Regions from separate parts of the Homo sapiens genome. Here region 1 is linked to region 2. A link is a loop called in an ENCODE intact Hi-C map of the cell type or tissue named here. Cell type or tissue: gastrocnemius medialis. All regions are shown on one strand.

Region 1 (8,000 bases), 200 kb before region 2:
TGCCTTTTCTTTTCTTTGTGATGGGGTCTCCCTGTGTTGCCCAGGCAGGTCTCAATCTCCCGGGCTCAAGCAGTTTTCCTACCTCAGCCTCCCACGTAGCTGGGATTGCAGGCGCGTGCTGCTGTGCCCAGCGTACTCCCTTGCCTTTTCTCACCCATGTCACCGCAGACTGGGTCCCTTTTCACACGCCCTCGGTATCCATGCTGCTCTCACAGAGCGAGTGTTCATATTGACACAACACATTCTCCTTCCTCAGCGCACAACGCAGTCACTTTTCCTGGCCGCTTCTGGAGGGTGTCCTGCGCTGGGCTGATTTGATTAGGGGTTTTGGGTGCACCTAGAGCATGGCCCCAAGTTCAGCACCCCTTCCCTGGGCTGTTGTCCAACCCCACCTTGCTGCCATGGCTGGGAGTTTGCAAACCCTCCTCAGACTTGTTCATCAGAGCGGTTGCTAGCTCATCTCTCTTCATGGGCGGCAGGTCCTCTCCCATTTTGGGGAGTGAGGGTTTGATTTTGGGGAAGTGTTCCAATTTATTCAGAGGCCAGTCTGGTGAACAAGGTGACTCCGGCCACTGCTGTCTTCCATAAGAAGAGTTCTGTGTCCCCAGCCTCAGTCACTGATGTCTGTAGAGCTGGATTCCCAGCCCAGTTCTCCCATTTCCCCTACGGGGTCATTGTGAAGGTTAAGGGACCAGGTGGTGCTTGGGGTAAATGTTCACTCTCGTCCCCTCCTTCTCCTTTCCAAAGGGGCGTTCTAGGAAGGCCCAGCTACAAGGCAGCCTCCCCGAAGCCGTCTGTTGGCCTCCTAAGGCTTTGCAGGAAGCACAGTGGGACTCACTGCTTTTCACATCAGTCCCGCTATTTTTGCCCCACTCCTCCTACGCTGTGTTGGTGCACGTGTGCTTCATGTGCTTAGCACGTCCTGAGAGCCCTAAGTGAATTGGGACAGGTGGGTTGGCCCCAGCTTGCAGAGGACCTTAAGATGTCTACGGCCGGGCGCGGTGGCTCATGCCTGTAATCCCAGCACTTTGGGAGGCCAAGGCAGGCGGATCATGAGGTCAGGAGATCCCGACCATCCCGGCTAACATGGTGAAACCCTGTCTCTACTAAAAATACAAAAAATTAGCCAGGCGTGGTGGCGGGCGCTTGTAGTCCCAGCTACTCTGGAGGCTGAGGCAGGAGAATGGCGTGAACCCGGGAGGTGGAGGTTGCAGTGAGCCGAGATTGGGCCACTGCACTCCAGCCTGGGCGACACAGCGAGACTCTGTCTGGAAAAAAAAAAAGATGTCTTAGGACCGCATGACCTATGAAAGGTAGAGTTGATGCTGGAAGAGGGTAGGCTGGAGGCAGGAGGCCAGGAAGGTAGTGATGGGGTCTTTAGTGGGGGCAACAGAGGAGACAGACACTGCAGCAGTATGGGGAGGGAGGGCAGGTCTGGGGCCCAGACAGTGGGGAGGCAAGTGAGAGGTGGGCTGGTGAGCCCCGATGTCACAACTGGGGACACCTTCCACACGCATGTGCATACACAGCCCTCCTGGCGTTGCGCCTCTGCCCACCTCTCACGCACTAGCCTAGGCCACTCTTTCCTGCCCAGGTGCTGGCAGCATCTCCAGGCAACGGAAAGATCTCCCCAGCCCTGCATCCGATGCCTTCCTGCCAAGCAGCCTTGGGCGAGTCCTTGCGCCACTCTGAGCGTCTGTTTTTCCCTCTGTGGAATGAAGGACTGGGAGACAAAGCCCAGCTTCCCTTCCAGCCTGGCCATTGAGCCCATTGGAGAGATGAACCTCAGTTCTCCTGGGCTGATGCCCTCTTTCATACTGAGGGAGCATTAGCCACAGGAGGGAGCAGGTGCCCAGACCCCACCTAGAATGATTTGTTGAGTCCAGCATGAGGGACTGACAGGCTCAGTGAAGACCTGGCATTGGGTGGGGCGTGTGTTATGTGGGATTGGGCAGGGGAGGGGCCTGAGGTGGACTCCCGGTGCCTCAGTGTCTGTGGACCTGTGGTCTCGGATTTGGTTTGATGGGGCGTGGTCCTTCCCAAGGCCTGTTCTAGGTGTTAATTCCCTGACAACACTCATACTTCCTGCCTTTTCCTGCCTGCTCCTGTCCCTGGCACTCCTGCTGCAGCAGCCCCTGCACCATCCTCTCCTCCTGGCCTTCAGCTGCAGCTGGAGCCTTCCCCCGCTCTGCCTTGGCCAGAGTCTGATTTTCCTCTTGTCCTTTTCCAGTCCTGGGGGCCTCCTAGGCCCAAGTGTGGCTCCTCCCTCCTTCCCCTCATGTAACTGAGAAAGGGCTTGGAATGCCTGCTTTCCTTTAGGAGAGGGCTGGTTTTTTCAGCAGAGGATGGCTGTTTTTTTCAGCAGCAGGGACTGGGGCTAGGTCCAGGGCCAGAGGTAGAGCTGGAACTGAGCTGGGCTAGGACTGGCTTGGGGCTGGGGCTGTCTGGGTTGGGGCTGGAGCTGGGGCTGTGGCTGGAAGTGGGGCTGGAACTGGGGCCAGGCTGGAGGTGGGGCTGGGGTCAGTCTGCTCTTTCTCAACACCTGTACCTGGCAAAACCTGGCTGTCTGGCCCCAAGGAACATGCAGGTCCTTCCATCAGAACTGGAAGGCCTGCATGGCAATGATTTAGGAGAAGAAAACCGCAGTCTGTTCACCCTAGTCCACAAGGTGATGGCTGAGGTCTGAGTTGGAGGAGTAGCTCTGGACCTCCATGAAGCTGGGACCGCCGGGCTCACCCAGGCCTCGTGTTTTCTTTTCCTGATAGGTCGACACTACCCCTAAAGCAAGAAGAATATGAGGTGAGTGTCAGCTGCCAGGCTGAGCAAAGGTGAAGGGCGGAGATGTGCAGGGGAGAGGCGTGGGCCGGGTGCCAGAGCTGGGGCCAGAGGTCATGAGCCCCCTACACACCTTGCCCCCAACAGGCCTTTCTGCTCAAGCTGGTGCAGAATCTGTTTGCTGAGGGCAATGATCTGTTCCGGGAGAAGGACTATAAGCAGGCTCTGGTGCAGTACATGGAAGGGCTGAACGTGGCCGACTACGCTGCCTCTGACCAGGTGGCCCTGCCCCGGGAGCTGCTGTGCAAGCTGCATGTCAATAGGGCCGCCTGCTACTTCACCATGGTGAGCCTGGCACCCTCTTTTCTCTCCTCCTCTGCTGCCCTGATCCCCTGGATGCCCAGTCGAGCCAGGCCCATACCCCAGTGAGCCTGTAGACCAGGGCCAGCCTCCTCCCAGCCTGCTTTCAGAATTTCATTGTCTGTTCTCGTGGCTCTTAATCTCAACTGTACAACATGCTCAGCTGGAGAGCTTTTAAAAGTACGGATGCATAATAAAAAGTTTTTAAAAAAAATGATACTGATGCCCTAGCCCTAGCCCTGCCCTAGATGAAGTAAGTTAGAATCTTGGGGTGACCCTGGGCCTTGGTGGGAGTCTGACTTCTCCTGCTCCTCCCTCCCGGCCCCACTGTTTCTTCCATAGCCTCAGCCTCCTCACTGTTCCTTCCATAGCCTCAGCCTCCTCACTGTTCCTCCCATAGCCTCAGCCTCCTCACTGTTCCTCCCATAGCCTCAGCCTCCTCACTGTTTCTTCCGTAGCCTCCTCACTGTTCCTCCCATAGCCTCAGCCTCCTCACTGTTTCTTCCATAGCCTCCTCACTGTTTCTTCCATAGCCTCCTCACTGTTCCTCCCATAGTCTCAGCCTCCTCACTGTTCCTCCCATAGCCTCAGCCTCCTCACTGTTCCTCCCATAGCCTCAGCCTCCTCACTGTTTCTCCCATAGCCTCAGCCTCCTGTTTCTTTGCGGACTTCAGTGCCTTCCTCCTCCTCCTCCTCTCCTCCTTAGAGCTGCAGCCTCCTCCTCTTCCCTGTCCTGTGCACCCACTGACTCAGGTTCATGAGATCCTGTGGGAGGCTCTGCTGCAGGCTCTCTAGAGGACCCCATGACACCTCTGCCATCCAGCGAACTCTTCTGGATAAATGGCTCCTGGATGCCTCAGGGTTAACCCTTGTACACTCTGCACACAGAGCTGCCTTCATGGTCTCACTGCCTCTTAGAGATGCCATTGTTACTCTCAGCTCATCATGTTCCCAACCAAAGGCAGAGATGGAAATAGACGTGCTTGAGTGGCCGGGCTCATGGTTGTAGATCTTCAGGCCCTTCCCTGCAATATCCTGCCCGTGCCCACTGCAGCCCCATCAGCTGGACACACAGACACCCTTGATCAGAGTCTGGACACCAGAGTGCTTCCTTCTCTCCTGGAGCCTCGAGCCCTGTCCCTGACCCAAGACTTCAGCTCCTCTGTCTCTGCCAGGAAGGGAAGCTGGTGTTCCTTCCTAGGCAGGGGCAGGAGGCCTGGGGGAGGGAGGGTAACAGGTGTTGACCAGTGACCACATGCTCCTCTCTGGCAGGGCCTGTATGAGAAGGCGCTGGAGGACAGCGAGAAGGCGCTGGGCCTGGACAGTGAGAGTATCCGGGCGTTGTTCCGCAAGGCACGCGCTCTCAATGAACTGGGACGCCACAAGGAGGCCTACGAGTGCAGCAGCCGGTGTTCCCTCGCCCTGCCCCACGTGAGTGTGGCTCTGCAGCCACGCCGGTGCCTGCTCAGAGGCCAGGCTTCTGACCTTCCGGCCCTCACTTGGGCCCAGCCACCACATCCTTCTGTGTCTCACTTCCTCCCCTGTGACATGGCCATGCAGATCCTGATGTTAACACTAGCTCCCATTCTCTGAGCGCTGACTGGGTGCCAGGCACTGCTAGGATGCATTGTGTGTATTAACTCACCTAATACTGGCAATAACCCTAAGAGGCAGATACTGTGATTATTCTCATTTTAAAGATGATGAGGCCAGACACAGTGGCTCACGCCTGTAATCTCAGCACTTTCGGAGGCTGAGGCAGGCGGATCACCTGAGGTCAGGAGTTTGAGACCAGCCTGGCCAACATGGCAAAACCCCATCTCTACAAAAAATACAAAATTTAGCCGGGCATGATGGCGTGTGCCTGTTTTGCTAATTCTGTTTAGTTCACAATTAAGACCCTTTCTTGGCCAGACACAGTGGCTCATGCCTGTAATCCCAGCACTGTGGGAGGCCAAGGCGGGAGGATCACTTGAGCTCAGGAGTTTGCAACTAGCCTGAGCAACATAGCAAGACCCTGTTTCAACAAAAAATTAAAAAAAAATTAGCTGGGCATGATGGCACGCACCTGAGATCCCAGCTACTCAGGAGGCTGAGGTGGGAGGATCACTTGAGCCCAGGAGGTGGAGGTTGCAGTGAGCTGTGATTGCACCATTGCACTTCAGCCTGAGTTTGACAAAGCAAGAGCTTGTCTATTAAAAAAAAAAAAAGCCTTTCTTTATGACCATGGTCCCCTGACCCATATAGCATTTTAGAGTGTCCACAACAGATCCACACCTAGGTCTCACTGGTACTTACTCATGAGGAGGACAGGGCAGGTTTCATCCGCACCACAGCGGATAGAAAGGAGCTGGGACCCAGTTAGGGTTAGTAAATGGCCAGGGAAAGTAACTAAGGGCTCCTGGCTCTGCTTTAGGGAACTCTCTCTTTTCCCAATCTTTGTTGGGCAAATACTGACCGAGCTCCTGCTCCATGCTGGGCACTGGGGACCAGAGATGACTCCGACCCAGGCCCTGGCCTCTAGGAGATTGTCAGTGAGGTAGGAGGTAGACACGTGCACAGATGTCACAGTGTCTTCCTTGCCCTTTTGTGCCTGGACCCCAGTTTGTAGCCACCTGTTTCTTTGTTCACTGACTGTTCTCCCCCTTTAGATTGGAATCTCCATGAGGCCTGGGCCCATCTGCCCTGTTCGCTGGGGTATCCTTAGCCCCTCACTCTTGCTTGGCACGTAGTGTATGTTCTGTATTACAGCCTTGGAAGGGAAGGAAGGATGGTTGCTGTTTAGTGATCACTAAGTGTGGTCCAGGCACTGTTACAAGCTTTCTATGCCCTGCCTCCTTGGAGCCTTACAACCCTGTGCCTCATGTATGTATCGTCACTTGCTGGGGGTTGCAGGAGATTGTTTGGCGATAGAAACAAGTTGTAGAACTATATAATGTGACCTCATTCCTGTTTAAAAAAAGAAAGAGATGGCCGGGCACAGTGGCTCACGCCTGTAATCCCAACACTTTGGGAGGCCGAGGCGGGTGGATCACTTGAGGTCAGGAGTTCAAGACCAGCCTGGCCAACATGGTGAAACCCTGTCTCTACTAAAATACAAAAAAAAAAAAAAAAAAAAAAAAATTAGCTGGGCATGGTGGCACATGCCTGTAATCCCAGCTACGCGAAGGCTGAGGCAGGAGAATCTCTTGAACTCAGGAGGCAAAGGTTGTAGTGAGCTGAGATCGCGCCACTGCACTCCACCCTGGGTGACTGAGCAAGACTCCATCTCAAAAAATCAAAAAGAAAGAGACAATCCCCAAATCCCCACAAAACAAAACTAAGCTTTTTTTTTTTTTTTTTTGAGACAGGGTCTTGCTCTGTCGTCCAGGCTGGAGTGCAGCGGCGCAGTCTTGGCTCACTGCAACCACTGCCTCCTGAGTTCAAGCGATTCTCCTGCCTCAGCCTCCCAGGTAGCTGGGATTACAGGCACCCACCACCATGCCCGGCTAATTTTTCTATTTTTGGTAGAGATGGGGTTTCACCATGTTGGCCAGGCTGGTCTTGAACTCCTGACCTCAGGTGATCCGCCCACCTCTGCCTCCCAAAGTGCTGGGATTACAGGCATGAGCCACTGTGCCCAGCCAGAAGTAAGCATTCTTTATAGGTCTGCATGCATGCATTCCTAGAAAAGAGCCCTAAGGAAACACATCAGCCCAGCAGAGTGTGATTCCCTCCTGGAGAAGCCTAGGGTGAAGGGGGAGATCCAGGGAGCACTTGCTGTCCCTGTAACATTCTTCCCTTCTACAGTGACATTGTCACTTTTGCTGAATTTTAGAAATAAAAAGATTATATTAAAATAAAAACAAAATGATTCATTTTCCATCCCCAAATAAAAGGAAAAACAGAAGCATGGGATGGTGGTCCTGGTGCCACCACTCACTAGCTGTGTGACTTGGACAAGCCAGGGACACCTCCTGGGGCCTCACTTTCTCATCTATAACATGGGGTGACTATGACCTCCCTCCGTAGGGCTGCACAGGTGTCCAGGAGCACAGCTTTGTGAGCCCGGGCAGACTGACCCACCGCCCTGTGTCTTGTCCTCTGCAGGATGAAAGCGTGACTCAGCTTGGTCAGGAGCTGGCCCAGAAACTGGGGCTGCGAGTTCGCAAGGCGTATAAGAGGCCCCAGGTAGGTGGGTTCGGGACCCTGGGAGGGTCGGTGTGGACGTGAGGAGGTCTGAAGGGAGGGACCAGGCTCCGTGGGGAAGGTGGGTGAGGGTGGCCAGGGCTGGGTTAGGACAGAGGGGAGTGACAGCAGGTGATCTTCCTTGTCTGTTGGCTGAAAGCCCTGGAACCTTTCGGAAAAGGAGAGAGCAGCCACCGCTTCTAGCTCACTTTAGACTCCAACTGTTGAAAACCACTCCCTCCCCTGTGCTGGCTGACTTTAGTCACCTGGAGGTGGCCTGAGTTGACACTGGCGTCCTTCAGCATTATGTTCTCAACACCCATATGGTGCAAATTTGAAGTGTTGGTATCTGTTTGGCTGGTTCAGTTCCACATAGATTCATTTGGTACCTGCCGAGGGCCAGGAGGCTGCACAAGGGAAACTCGTGACTCGAGTCTCTGCTGTGACCTTGAGCAAGTTAGTTCATCTCTTTCCACCTTGGTTTCCTCATCTGGACGATGGAGATAATTTATGCCCACCCCAGAGGGCTCATGGGAGGATTAAAAAGAGAGAATGGATGGGCTGGACGCAGTGCCTCATGCCTGTAATCCCAGCACGTTGGGAGGCCAAGGCGGGCAGATCACCTGAGGTCAGGAGTTTGAGACCAGCCTGATCAACATGTAGAAACCCCATCTCTACTAAAAATACAAAAATTAGCT
Region 2 (8,000 bases):
CATGCTGAGTAATGCCTCCAGGCGGCACAAGCCCAGAGGCCTGTTGGGCCGGGGCTGGGGCAGGTCCCAGTGGCTGCCCTGGGGTTCCAGTACAGCACTTCGTCCTGCAGCCACCACATCACCCCTTCCCATCAGACTCTCACCCACCCTTGACATTCTGTCTTCCTCTCTCCCTGGCAGGCACAGATCTTGAGGGATCTGGGTGGCATTGTCCTGGCCAATGCTTGTGGCCCCTGCATTGGCCAGTGGGACAGGTAAGAGGCGTATCTTTTGACAAGACAGCCCCTTGTGCACAGGGTACAGAGCCCCAGAAGTTGGAGGGGGAATTATTGGGGTGGAGAGAAGAGACTCCAGCCAAGGTCTCTAGCTCCAGGGACTCTTGCCCATTAGAAGCCTCTGGCAGACATGCCTGGGAAGAGGGGCTGGGTGAGGAAGGGCCCTGCAGAGGCACTGGGGGGCAACTTGGCTGAAGCCTGGGCTGGCAGGAGGAAGCCAGCGCGGCCTCACCCTGACGGACACAGCAGGAGCCGTTTGGGAGGAGGCAGTGCCCCAGGTCAGGAAACTCAGGCCTTGACCAAGGCCTTGCCTCTGGCTTACGTGTGGTTGCAGGCTGGGCCCAGTGATCCTGAGGTTCCCTTCTGCTCTGCGCGTGGCCCCAGGAGGAGGCAACCCTGGCAGGGCCTCTTCATTTTCCCTCGGTAGGAGCTAGGCTGGGCTGCGCCACAGGAACCCAGCTTATCTGTCCTCGGGACAGGCCAGGTGACAAGGCCAGATATCCCTAACCCTGATCCCTCTGACCTGGCAGGAAGGACATCAAGAAGGGGGAGAAGAACACAATCGTCACCTCCTACAACAGGAACTTCACGGGCCGCAACGACGCAAACCCCGAGACCCATGCCTTTGTCACGTCCCCAGAGGTGAGACTGCCCAGCTGCGCACAAGCCTGGGATGGCCTCTGGGGGTCCCTGGCGGGTCAGAGGAGGAGGCAGAAGGAGATGGGGACTGGGGTCATCCAAGTGGTAGCCAGGAGCTACAGGCCTTCCCAGCCTCAGGCGCATGCTTGGTGCTTCCTGCCTGGGGCTCCCTGGGTCATGGGATTATGAGATATTTATACAGTGGTTTGTGCTTATGAGCATGGAATTTGGAATCTCACTCACTGCCTAGGACACATCCCAGCCCTGCCTCTAACTCGCTGTATGAGTGTGGCCAAGTCACTTACCTTCTCTGTGTCCCCGTAATCCTCGGGATTACCTGGGAAAGTGCGTGGGACACATGCAGTTTCCAACCCCAGGTAGGAGTTCCACAAAAGCGAGGCCTTTGCCATTGTTCCCGTGGCCAGAGTGAGCCTTGCCCTTGGCGGTATTCAGCCCTGGCCGTGACTGGCACATGGCCAGGCTCTCTTGACTTGGTTGTTTATCTGCGTGTTCTACAAATATGTCTTGCTAAATGGGTGAAGGAATGGCTCCTTCCATGTTTTTAGTGTCCTGCGCACTGAGCAGGTTTGCATCATACCAGCATTTCTGCGCCAGGGCCCCCACTCCCTCCAGGATAGCTGTGAGGAGAGAGAACAGCACTGCCGGCCCGGCCCTGCAGGGATGGGAGAGGCCGCACTGCCCTTGGCTTCCTGAGTCCTCTGCAGGCCCAAGGCCCCGTGGTCCCAAAGATCGTCCTGCAGCTCTGGCCTCTGAGGAACACAGGGGTCTGGGAAGAACATGGAAATTTCCTGGGTTCCTTTCTCAGTTTTGGCCTAGGCTTTTGGTAGGTGCAGGAGACAGGAGTGGCAATTGGTGCTGACCAACAAACTGGCCACCTCCATTTCAGATTGTCACAGCCCTGGCCATTGCGGGAACCCTCAAGTTCAACCCAGAGACCGACTACCTGACGGGCACGGATGGCAAGAAGTTCAGGCTGGAGGCTCCGGATGCAGATGAGCTTCCCAAAGGGGTGAGCGCCCACGCCCCCTGCTTGCTGGTTGCTGTGTGGCCACGTCACTTCCTTCTCAACCTCACAGCACCTCCTGTGCAGGCAGGGAGGGCGCTGCTAGTGAGAAGGAAGCAGCTCTGTTCCCTGGGAGGGGAGGTGGGGCCCGAGGAAACTTGCCTTCTGAGAGTCTGTCCTTGTGGGAACTGAGGACTCAGCACCCCACGCATCCCCATTCCCTGCTGCAGGAGTTTGACCCAGGGCAGGACACCTACCAGCACCCACCCAAGGACAGCAGCGGGCAGCATGTGGACGTGAGCCCCACCAGCCAGCGCCTGCAGCTCCTGGAGCCTTTTGACAAGTGGGATGGCAAGGACCTGGAGGACCTGCAGATCCTCATCAAGGTCAGCAGCATGGGGACGGCAGGACAGCCCCACCCTGCCAGGGCCCCCCGTCCCCTGAGCATCGGGAAGGGCCATGAACCTGGAGGAAGTGAGCACAGTCAAGACGCAGGTGGGAGATGGAAGGGAGGTTTGGCTGCAGAGCAGAGAGGGTATCGCAACGCAGTCCAGCGTCCCCCTTCTCTGTGGCCCCGAACTGGGCAGAGCTAGATCTGGCCAGCCTCCGTCTGGGGCCCTCAGCCATCCAGCAGCAGCTGATCAGAGCCACCTCCAGTGGGTGTGGGCAGGTGAGTACAGCTCAGGCTGGGCTGGGACAGTGTGTGTGATTGCACAGCAGGCTCCACACCTGGCACGTCCACACAGGCTCTGGAAGCCATGGACAACTCCTGCCCCCACAGTTGGGCACCCGTGGATATGGGATGGCTTGTGTTTGGCACCGACCAAAAACAAGCCTTTTTGGTGTGGCCAGAGGCCTCCAATCTGTGTCAGATATTTATTTATGCTGCTTATTAAGGGGTCTCCAGGCACCCCTGTGACAGAAGAGACTAATCAGTCATCAGCCAGGACCCAGGCATGTCCTGGGCTCCTGTGTCCAGCATGAGGTCTGTGGCTGATCTTGCAGCTGAGGCCTGAAGGGTGAGCGAACATTGACCTGTCCCAACTTTGGGCGGCCTCTGCCCCATAAGGGAGACTGAGCAGCCAGAGGCCTTTGAGGGGATGAAGGCCTGGCCTGAGCCCATGTGGCCTTAGGGTGGAAGCACCAGGACCACAGAACACGTGTCTGAAGACTTGCCTGCCTCTCACCCCTCTGTCACCCCTCCTGGGCCCCGGGGCCTGCTGCCTGCCTCTGGAGGGCTTGTCATCCACCCCTCCAGGGCCATGCCCTGACCTCTGTCCTCTCTACTTACCACCCAAGGTCAAAGGGAAGTGTACCACTGACCACATCTCAGCTGCTGGCCCCTGGCTCAAGTTCCGTGGGCACTTGGATAACATCTCCAACAACCTGCTCATTGGTGCCATCAACATTGAAAACGGCAAGGCCAACTCCGTGCGCAATGCCGTCACTCAGGAGTTTGGCCCCGTCCCTGACACTGCCCGCTACTACAAGGTGGGTCAGAGTTGATAGGGGCAATGCCAGTGGTCACTCCTGAAGGGGCCTGCAAGGCAGGTGCAGGGAGGACATTAGGGGAGTGGAAACTGGGAAGGAGGCCGACCAAGCCCAAAGGGGACTGCTGTGGAAGGGAGGAGAGGCCTGCAGCCCCTCCCTGTGGCTGAGAAGGCATGAGGCCCAGGTCCGGTGGTACAGCCGGGTCCCTGCACCAGGAGGAGTTAGTGAGAGATATCTTAGGATATCTGGCCCTAGACAAAGACAAGGAAGGGGGCCGACTCAGGAAGTCAGAGGCCAAAAGCTCAGAGAGGGGGCTACACGGGGCCTCACAGTGAGCAGGCAGAGAGGGTCTGAGGTGATTGGACTTTTTCTGCTTTGAGAAACAAACAGAACCAGGGCTGAACCCAAGTCCTGGCCCAGCCGGGTGAAAGGACTCTGGCACCCCCTGGTGGCTGGGTGGGGCAGAGGGTGCTCCCAGGAAGGGGGCGCCTTGAGCTTCACAGATGCATCTTGTGTGGGGCCCGGAGGCCGTCCCTGTCTCACCCAACCTCCCTCCACACACACCTGCCTCTGCCAAGCACCAATGGGTGGCTTCTGTCTTCTTTGCCACTGCAAACAACCACGTGCCTCTGTCCCCTCGGGGCCTCGTTTGGGTCTCATTCACGCAGGCTTCACTTGCCCTTAGGCAGCAGGCGAGGAAGGGCCCCTCCAGCCCCTTTACCGGGAGCCTCAGGATGCCCAGGCGCCAGGTGGGTGAGGCCAGGCAGGTAGGGCCAGACAGGTGAGGACGGTGCCCTCCTCTGCCTTATAACCTTACCCCCGCTTGCCTGACAGAAACATGGCATCAGGTGGGTGGTGATCGGAGACGAGAACTACGGCGAGGGCTCGAGCCGGGAGCATGCAGCTCTGGAGCCTCGCCACCTTGGGGGCCGGGCCATCATCACCAAGAGCTTTGCCAGGATCCACGGTGAGCTGGAGTCTGTACCCAGGCCATCCTCATCCCATCCCTAGTGATCAAGGTCACTCTCCCTGCCCGTGGCTGAGTTGGGCCTGGTTCTAGGCTGTGTCCACTGCAGCCCACAGGCCCGTCAGCCTCTTGCCCCTTCTTAGGCTCACACAGTGCACATCCGACGCTCAGCTTCCCGGCTTCCCGCAGGCCCTGCTTCCAGGCTTGTAGATCTGAGCCGCTGAGATCTAGGACATGTGCCAGGGGGTTCTTTCTGATCATGAATGTGCAGCAGGAAGGCCTCGCAGACCTCAGCACCAGCGCACACTTGCTAGGGGCACCCCTAGTGAAAGGGAGCAGACCAGGGCCCCATAGTCACTGCCCGGGCATTGTCCCAGGCAGCAGGATTAGGGGCATCTCCCAGAGCCCCAGATGGGTTCAGAAAATGAAGCTCTCCAGGCTAGTCAGGCCCCCGATGACCGAATGCCGCCTGCTTTCCAGAGACCAACCTGAAGAAACAGGGCCTGCTGCCTCTGACCTTCGCTGACCCGGCTGACTACAACAAGATTCACCCTGTGGACAAGCTGACCATTCAGGGCCTGAAGGACTTCACCCCTGGCAAGGTTAGGGGCCCGGGTCCCCCTGAGGTGGTGGGGTGAGGGGCAGCCACCTTGTTTCCCCTCCTGCACTGGCCCCAGGGTAGCTTCTCCCAGGAGGCTTCATTCCAGCTGGAAAGGCCCCCAGTTCTCCAGGTGGCCCCACAGAGAAAGCAAAGTGGCTTCTCAGAGTTGGGGGTTGGAGTCAACCCGGGGCCCTCACACCTCCCCAACCTCCCTTTACTCACCAGGACCTGGCACTCAGGGGACAGCCCACCCACTGCAGGACCCTCTGGGCCCCAGGAATCCCCTGTAGGTGCCACCTGGGTCTGACCTGGGCCATCAGGCACAGACTGGCCTAGGATTTGGTTTGCCTGCTGACCTCTTAGGTCCCCAGGCAGTGCCCTGTCTCCCTGACCCCCCTGCGGGGCCAAGGGCACACAGTACCCACCACTTCCACCCACACCCACCTTCTCCTTGCAGCCCCTGAAGTGCATCATCAAGCACCCCAACGGGACCCAGGAGACCATCCTCCTGAACCACACCTTCAACGAGACGCAGATTGAGTGGTTCCGCGCTGGCAGTGCCCTCAACAGAATGAAGGAACTGCAACAGTGAGGGCAGTGCCTCCCCGCCCCGCCGCTGGCGTCAAGTTCAGCTCCACGTGTGCCATCAGTGGATCCGATCCGTCCAGCCATGGCTTCCTATTCCAAGATGGTGTGACCAGACATGCTTCCTGCTCCCCGCTTAGCCCACGGAGTGACTGTGGTTGTGGTGGGGGGGTTCTTAAAATAACTTTTTAGCCCCCGTCTTCCTATTTTGAGTTTGGTTCAGATCTTAAGCAGCTCCATGCAACTGTATTTATTTTTGATGACAAGACTCCCATCTAAAGTTTTTCTCCTGCCTGATCATTTCATTGGTGGCTGAAGGATTCTAGAGAACCTTTTGTTCTTGCAAGGAAAACAAGAATCCAAAACCAGTGACTGTTCTGTGAGTGATTGGTGTCTGTGCCGTTTGTTGTCAAGTCCAGGGTCCAGGAAGGGTCTTTTCAGTCAAGGTCAGTGGAGGCCCAACAGCCACAGCCACAGATGGATCCATCACTGCAGTGAAGGAGGAGCAGGGCCTAGATGGTGGAGGAGCGGGGCAAGCTGGTGGGCACTCCTGGCCTTGCCTCACTGTCCAGCTCGAGACACTATCTCCTTAGCATCGGCCTCAGCTGCTGTTGTCTTCACAGCCGGCCATACCACCTTCCCGCAGGCTGGTAGGGTCCACTGTCCAGCCCCAGGGCTAGTTGCTGGTCCACCAGGAGAGAAGGCCCAGGCCTGGCTCACTGATGGATCCCTGCCAGGGATAAAGAACACGCACATTTCACTGACATGCTGGCTTGAACCAACCTGGACAGGAGGTGAAGGGAGCCCAGCAGGCCCAGCACAGGCAAAGAAGAGGCGGGGCACACGGCAGCCAAGAGGCTCTGGAGAGATGTGGGAGCCACAGCAGTGCTCCCAACGGGCACGCAGCACGCAGGGCGCAGACCCTTCTCCAGGGACTCCAGGCCCTGATAGGGTCAGGGACCCTTCCTCACCCTTAGGCCTGCCCTCCAGGGCCACCTAGGTTCTAATCGTGGCAGGAAGGCTGAGCAAACACAAGGCCCATGCTCCAGACGCATCCAACAGGGAGCAGCCTTGAAAGCCACTCTTCCCCGGAGCCCTCCCTTTTATTTCACTGCTGCAATGCTGCTCCTACAGGGAGCCCTACCTTTTTTTTGTTGTTTTTTTTTTTTGAGACAGTCTCGCACTGTCACCCGGGCTGGAGTGGAGTGGCACGATCTTGGCTCACTGCAACCTCCACCTCCCGGGTTCACACCATTCTCCTGCCTCAGCCTCCCAAGTAGCTGGGACTACAGGCGCCCGCCACCACACCCGGCTAATTTTTTGTATTTTTAGTAGAGATGGGGTTTCACCGTGTTAGCCAGGATGGTCTCAATCTCCTGACCTCGTGATCCGCCCACCTTGGCCTCCCAAAGTGCTGGGATTACAGGCGTGAGCCACTGTGCCCCAGCAGCCCTACCCTTAATCTCAGGGCTTTGATCTCTCCCAAGCCCCTTCCTTGATTTCTTTCTCCCTCAAACCCCTCCCTACCCCCCAATTTTTTAAAGATAGCATTTCATTGTGTTGCCCAAGCTGTAATGCAGTGGCACAACCTTGAACTCCTGGGCTTAAGGGATACTCCCATCTCAGCCTCCCAAGTAGCTGGGACCACAGGGCACGCCACCATGCCCTGCTAATTGTTTTTTATAGAGACAACTTCTCACTTTTTTAGCCAGGCTGGTCTCAAACTCCTGGCCTCACACGATCCTCCCACTTTGGCCTCCCAAAGTGCTGGGATTATAGATGTGAGCCACTGCACTTGGCCTCAAAGCCGCTTTATCAGTGGTCTTGTCCACCGTGAGCTCTGTCCCCTTTGCAAGCTGACTCGCCCACCCCACCAGCAGCCATGTACCTTTACTGCCTCACAGCCCTGGCCTACAGAAACTCAGGCTCTCCAGGGAGAAGTGACCAGCCAAGACCCCCCAAACAGGATCCCTGACCTGCTGGGGGAGATCCCAGAGCAGAAGCCCCAGGACACAGCTTCCAGCCCTGCACTCCGGCTCTCCCGCCTCATGGGGGCTTCAGCACCATCAGAGCCACTCACCACAAGCGTGTACGGAGCCTCCTTCTTTGGCAGCTCCTCACTGGAAGTGGTGGCATCTGCTGAGCTGGGCCCTGTGGGGGACGTGTCAACAAAGCTCTCGTCCACCACCCGGAAGCGGATCTCCTCGCCGGTGTCCATGTAGAGGTCGTGTGCTCCTTCCTCCGTCTCGTACTCCCACACCCACACCTGCTCCGCTTCGTCGCTGAGGGGGTCCAGGGTCAAGGCAGCAACCAGATAGTGGGAGGGGCTTCCCTCAGCACCCACTCCCCGACCCCGCAGGAAAAACCAATCTCAGGGTGAGATCACTGTGGCTGGGAAGTCACAGGAAAAGCAGGTCC

The links. A loop is a pair of places that touch in the nucleus more often than their neighbours do. Peaks named below come from ENCODE experiments on the same cell type or tissue, not always from the same donor. Only the 100,000 strongest peaks of a DNase experiment are listed, where the experiment ranks them.
Region 1: it touches region 2 in a loop (3.0-fold over the local background); 2 of 110 quality-filtered maps call a loop at or near these places.

What each region holds. Positions count from the first base shown.
Region 1 is chr22:41,322,799-41,330,798 of GRCh38, forward strand. ZC3H7B (zinc finger CCCH-type containing 7B) reads left to right here. Exons shown (of 23, transcript NM_017590.6): 3 at 2,766-2,799; 4 at 2,923-3,120; 5 at 4,408-4,566; 6 at 7,225-7,305. Among named protein-coding and RNA genes, the nearest start is that of ZC3H7B, 25 kb to the left of the region's middle. RefSeq lists an enhancer at 1,348-1,848. In gastrocnemius medialis, a CTCF peak has its summit at 4,503; a DNase peak (open chromatin) is centred at 4,523; H3K27ac peaks cover 4,477 bases.
Region 2 is chr22:41,523,025-41,531,024 of GRCh38, forward strand. It overlaps ACO2 (aconitase 2), which reads left to right. Exons shown (of 18, transcript NM_001098.3): 11 at 181-254; 12 at 806-917; 13 at 1,822-1,944; 14 at 2,169-2,324; 15 at 3,238-3,429; 16 at 4,264-4,396; 17 at 4,877-4,998; 18 at 5,455-5,950. The coding sequence ends at 5,589. POLR3H (RNA polymerase III subunit H) reads right to left here. Exons shown (of 6, transcript NM_001018050.4): 5 at 7,663-7,864; 6 at 2,775-6,312. The coding sequence ends at 6,259. Among named protein-coding and RNA genes, the nearest start is that of POLR3H, 17 kb to the right of the region's middle. RefSeq lists enhancers at 2,061-2,110, 2,121-2,290 and a silencer at 3,263-3,477. In gastrocnemius medialis, CTCF peaks have their summits at 3,877 (motif pointing left) and 4,078; a DNase peak (open chromatin) is centred at 1,034; H3K27ac peaks cover 7,684 bases.